Regions from separate parts of the Mus musculus genome. Here region 2 is linked to region 1. The links are chromatin loops, found by intact Hi-C in ENCODE. Cell type or tissue: left cerebral cortex. All regions are shown on one strand. Links, peaks and the distances in the headings refer to the core of each region. The heading gives the core; the rest is flanking DNA.

Region 1 (2,905 bases), core at 101-2,600:
CTTTACAGAAGGAGAAAGCAATCACAAGTCAGAATGAGAACCTTGGTGATATCTCTGCCCAGAGGGCCAGGGTGCCTCTAATTTTGAAACACAACCAAAAACAACAAAAAGGTGTTTTTATTCCAATAGTGTTCCTGAGAATCGGGCCCTTCCTGTCACGCAAGGTCACATTGGAAGCCTCAGAATCTCTCAGGTGGCTGCAGAAGTAAGGGCAAGATATGTGTTTAAAAAAAAAAACAAAAGAAAGAAATATAACTCAAGGATGGATAGTTCTAACTGAGGGAAAGAGTTCTTGTAGCATAACAATAAACGGTGGAATCAGAAAAAAAGAAGAGGTTGACATCAGTGAATATATTTTGAAGGATAGTGGTCGCTAAGAGTTGGATGAAAAAACCTGGCCAAAAGGAACGTTGCCCAGGGTGGAGTAGGATCAGCTATTTGCAGGAGAATGCCCTGCAAAGAAGTAGAATAGATGTTTTGTTTTTGTTTTTGTTTTTTGTTTTTTTTGTTTTTTTCTGAAAATGCTCAATGCAGAGTGAAAGGGCCCTAAACAGGAAGAGACAACGTCAACCCTGTATAAAATCAGAATCCTGTCAAGTAGAAAGCAGCCAACTCCTACTTAAGCCTGGGCCACCAGGACCATCTCAGCTACTGTTTTTCCTGGTGTCCTGGAGAGAGAAGCAGGGGTTCCAACTCTTGCAGAAGGCTGCATTTGCACAGAGCCACACAAAGGGCCTGCTTACATCTCCACGAATGTGATCTGCTTTACAGACTTATTTTCTGGGCCCTGTTCGAGGAATTTTCCTTGTACAAAGTTCAGGGCTGTAGAACATGCACTTGTTTATTTATTATTTAATGAAATCATAAAAACATGCTCATGGGAGTGGCGGTGTGAAACTAAAGAAGGCTTAACAAGCAATTTATTTTCTCTACCTTTCCCTTCCCAATCAAAGGAGCTCACTCTCTAGGAGAATTGGTGGCAATAGGGTTTCTCAGGATGCAAATCCAGACAGGAACACTTGAAACAAGGAGAGCAGTAATTAGGAACGTGGGTTTCAACCACCTGGTGGATGAGAAGTGGCAGCCAGGAGCCTGTTCCTAAGCAAGTCTGTTGGCCTTCTCACCAGGAATTTCAGTCTCTTAGAAGACACAAAAAAGAACTAAGAGATTTGAGTAACATTCTAACCAGCCTGTAAAGTAGGCATCCTTGAGACTGTGATTCCCTGGTAAGACTGCATAAAGAGGGAGGGAGGCAGAAGTAAGGGGAAGGTCTGAGGACAGAAGATGAATTTTTATTTCTGCTCCATTCAACTCAAGTACCACAACTAGAAGACTTCCCCTCCCCCACTTGACAAATCCTCAGCTGAACTGAACTAGGACTGTATGGTAGGATATTGCAACCAGTGGATACTGAGGACCACTAGGTGGCATTTGTGATTTATTGCTTTCCAGGCAGAAGCTTAAAAAAAAAAAAAAAGAACCTCTGCTGCTTCTTTGCTTAGACTGAACAAGACATTTAACATTCCAACGCATTTCATTCAAGAACTGCACAGTGGATTCTCTTTATCATGCTGTAAGGGAGTGAGCACAAGTGACAGGCTTGGAAAGTTGGATTTCAGATCATCTGCATTCTTTCTAGAGTCCTCTCTGACCCCACACCAGGCGTGTACATAAGTAATTACTTGTCTACAATTAAGCTGTAAATAATGCAATCACTCCATTCTTGTCCCATCACTCCAGACCCAACCACAACAAATAATGCTAATCACATACTTATTCAAGTGTGTAATTATTCACAGTTCAACTTCTGTCGCTTTCACCCTGTTTGGAAACAGCAGAACACAACCTGTAATTAGCAAATGTGGCCCCAGGCACTTTTGCTTGGTAGCACGCCAGGGATTCAGCACCTAGGCGTGCCTTTGATCTGGAAGCTGGCAAGCCGCCTCACCCTGAGGCCAGAGAGCTATCAGCACTCTGCAAGTCATGGAGATCAATGAACATGTCAAAAGCATCTACCCCAAATCACATATTACTTGCTTTTCTCGCTGTGGTTTCTGTCTTTAGTATATATTTCATAGACTTTCCATTCTTTTTGAACCTTTTGACTTCAGTTTAAAAGGTTACCAAAAAGGTCTCCAAACCCTTGTGTTTTCAACTCAGGTTAAAAATGACAGTCCCCAAAGTCCTGCTTGAAGGAACTTGATCATTCTTAATTTCGCAGTTTTCTTGAAGACTGGCATAATGGGAGTGACCTTTGCTGCCTCACCTAATCTTCTAGGAAATAAGAAACAGAAGACGTTTGCTGCTACCGTGCAGGCTTCTCCCTGAACATTCAGATAAACCACGCAAGGTATGAGAGTCTCCTTGCAAGGACAAGCAGATGAGAGATGTTTCAGAGGAAATCTATCAGGTGGGACTATAGCAACAACACTGCTACACAGGTCCTTCTCAAACAGGAGCACCAACTCGAATCCAGCTATTTAAAAACAAAGCAAAGCAAAACAAACAAGCAAACACCAGGACTCGATGACCATCTTTCTTGCTTTCTTTTTTCTCATAGTGATCAACTGCTTGAGATTTGGTATAGTGCTTTGTATTCAAATACATTGAGCCCCAGGAAACAACAAAAAGGCATGATGCCATAGGACATACAGACATAACTGAGTTTATTGCTAAAATAAGACTTCATTTTCACTTTATATGTGTGTTTGCTCACATGTATTTATGTGTGCCAGGTGCATAGCTGTTGCGCAACGAGGTCAGAAGGGTATGTTGGATCCCTGGGAACATGAGTTGCAGATGGTTGTAACATCTGCCATGTGGGAAATGAACCCTGGTCCTCAACAATAGCAATAAGTGCTCTTAACCACTGAGCCATCTTGCCAGCCCCATCATGGATTGGTTC
Region 2 (2,905 bases), core at 119-2,618, 180 kb after region 1:
GGCTATATCCGACTTTAAGTATACAAAACAACCATCTTCCTGCAAAATAGTCCACCCAAACTGTAGGGAGTATTCCAAGCCGTGAGAAACTGCCAAGGGGAAAAAAAGCGTCAATGTGGTGGACTGAGAATCTAAGTAATCCCGATGTATTTCCGCGGCACTTCTAAGTCTACTATGATCTCGGCTAAGCTCATTAATTAAAAGACCTTAAGAAGAATCTTGCCAATACTAAAAAGCTTACGAGTTATTTATTCTAAATACACTCCAAAGTCACCAAATAGATAACGCTCCATCTCCAAAAGAACCATAAAACGGAGACGGGGGCGGGGGGAGGTTCGATGAGCCGTGAAAAAAAAAAAAGAAAAATGAAATGTTTCAGAAAATAAAGCCAACTCCATAAACTTTAGTTTCCGTCAACCTGATCACGTCTTAAATAGGAAACTTCGCGGTAAATCCAGCTCTTTACTGGGAACGAGTATTCCGAATTTTTTGCGATGTGCCACTCACAAGACCCCCATCCATTTCTAATGTATATGCTGGAGATAAATTCACCTCTGCTTCGATGCATTGGATGCATTGTTAAGATGACTCCAGTGCAAATGAAGAAGCGATAGCGGTCCCGTTATAACTCATCTTCCGAGGAAGCGCAGGATGTTAACTAACAAGTCACCGTACCAGACACCCCCCTCGTATGCATACCCTTGAAGACAAATCAATGCGATATTTGTACCGACCATGTAAGTGCGCTCAGGGCATGCACTCATCAAGATTTTGCATACTACTTGTGGCCCAGAGCAAGGGGATGAACAGAGGCAAAAGTCTCCGGTGCCCCCAGCATCTGCAAGCCGCTACCCAAGTGCCATTTATTTATTTATTTGATCAGACTGTTAAATGCAGCGCGCATCTTCAGGCGGCCATCACCTCTCGCGGGGGGCGGCCCTGGGAGCGGACCCTGTCGCCGGGGCCAGCACCGGCTGGGGCGAGCGGGTCGGCTCAGAACCCCGGGTCGCCATCTTGATGAGACGGGGCCGGGGCAGGTGCAGGGGAGGGGGCGCGGGACGGCCGGCGGCAGCGGCCACGGCGCGGGAGGGCGGCGGGGACGGGGCGGGAGGCGGAAGCGATACCCACCGCCCGTGTTGGTCCTCTTGGTGCTGCCGGCTTCAGGGGGCGCTTCAAGCGGCCTTTTCCGCGAGTCCGGCGGGTCCAGATCTATGGGAACCCCCGTATGGGTCCCGTTCTGCTGAATGGGAGCTGCCGCCATCATGCTTGCAGTTCCTGCCGCTGCACCGGGAGAAGCGGCTCCCTTTTGTTTTGGCTTTTTTTTTTTTTTTTCTCGTTTGGGGTTGCTAAGGTTTTTTTTTTTTTTTTCTTTTTTTTTTTTTTTTTTTCTTTAATCGGATCAATAGCAGTCTGAGGCGGCGAGCAGTGTGGCTGATGTGCTCACTGGGGAGGGGGCAGGGCGCGGAGCAGCTGCAGTGCAGTGTCGGCTAGGAGCGGGAATGGAGGGGGTGTGGGAGCCGGAGGGTGAAGAAGGAGAAGAAAGCGGCGGGCAGAGCGGGAGTGAATGAGCGGAGGAGGCGCGGGCGGCCGGGAGGAGGGCGAGTGAATGAGCGGGAGGAGGAGCGGCCGCGGGCGGCCGGAGCGGCGGACCCGGCTAACGCGGCGCTCGCTCCCGCTGCTGCCGCCGCCGCCGCTGCCTGGGCGCGTGTGCCGCCTGCGCTGCTCCGCGCCGCTGCCGCCCGCCCGCGCTCATCGTGTCTCCCGCGCGTGGGGGGCGGCGGGCGGGGGCCGCGAGGGGCCGCGACTCCCACACGCGCCGCGCGGGGCCGGCCTCCGCGCCGGAGTCTCCGCCTGCGGGGCGGCGGGCGCGCGCGGGCTTGGCGGGGGCGCGCGGGCTTGGCGGGGGCGCGGAGCGGGCCGGGGCGCTCCCGCGGGGAGGCGGGGTGAAAGGTCGCGGGGCCCAGGCAACGCCGCTCAGGCAAACGTCAGCGGCTTGCCGCGGAAACCCAGGGGTCCACAAAACGCGCTAGGCGGGGAGGCGGAGCCGTGCGGGGAGTGACGGCAGCAGCAGCCAATGACAGCCGAGCGAGGGAGCCGGGCGGGATCCTGGTCCAGCTGGGACTTGGTGGTGACAGTTTGGGCTAGTCCGGGAAGGGCGTCTGAGTGACCGCGGGGAGGGGTGGACGGCTCAGGCAGGAGACCAGAAACCCAGCTGGGACCCGGAGAGTTCGGCAAAAGGCATTCATTAGCATCTCTGGGAGGCGGTTTTCTAAAGGAGATGTCATCAGAGGATTTCTTTCTCGCACCGTGTGACACTGTCGGGGACTTACTGTGTCTTGGCGCCTTATGTGCTTTCGGGAGCAAGCCAGGATATAAATAAATAAAGCGATATGTGGTCTCCACAGGGACCCGGGAGGCAAACTGAAGAGGCAACAGCTGAGGGTGTACGCAGCTTCACACACTGCACGAAACACAGATGAAGGCATCTGGGCACCCACGACTTACATAGCTTCGGGCGGTTTCAGGATCCTGATCCTCAGCCCTTCCACACTGGAGGGGGCGGGAGGGGGATGCGGGAAGTGTGGCTAAGCTAGCATTATAAAAGACCCTAGAGGTTATCTAGTCCAGTCCTTCTGTAGATAAGGAAAGTGACTCAGGGTATTTTGTTCAAGGTCATGCATCAAGTTAGTATTTTAAGTCCTGATGCTAGGAATCCGGGTTAGTGGAAAAGCCAAAGTCTGAAAAACTGATTTCAAACCCAATCAAGCTGTTCTGACAGTGTGTCATGGAAAAAGCCCTTATGTCAGTCATTAAATGTTTACCACTTTACATACTATCCATTGCATTCGGTACAGTCTATAGTAGTACTGTCCCATCTTGCGACGCTGTATCATTTTGAAGAGAC

Evidence for each region. A loop is a pair of places that touch in the nucleus more often than their neighbours do. Peaks named below come from ENCODE experiments on the same cell type or tissue, not always from the same donor. Only the 100,000 strongest peaks of a DNase experiment are listed, where the experiment ranks them.
Region 2: it touches region 1 in a loop (3-fold over the local background); 4 of 42 quality-filtered maps call a loop at or near these places.

Annotation. Positions count from the first base shown.
Region 1 is chr12:46,633,765-46,636,669 of GRCm38, forward strand. No RefSeq gene overlaps it. Among named protein-coding and RNA genes, the nearest start is that of Nova1, 180 kb to the right of the region's middle. In left cerebral cortex, for the core only: a CTCF peak has its summit at 1,423 (motif pointing right); DNase peaks (open chromatin) are centred at 1,407 and 1,835.
Region 2 is chr12:46,817,488-46,820,392 of GRCm38, forward strand. Nova1 (NOVA alternative splicing regulator 1) reads right to left here and starts at 1,280. Exons shown (of 5, transcript NM_021361.2): 1 at 1,129-1,280. The coding sequence starts at 1,264. In left cerebral cortex, for the core only: a CTCF peak has its summit at 1,224; DNase peaks (open chromatin) are centred at 865, 1,245, 1,540 and 2,064; H3K4me3 peaks cover 2,342 bases; H3K27ac peaks cover 2,047 bases.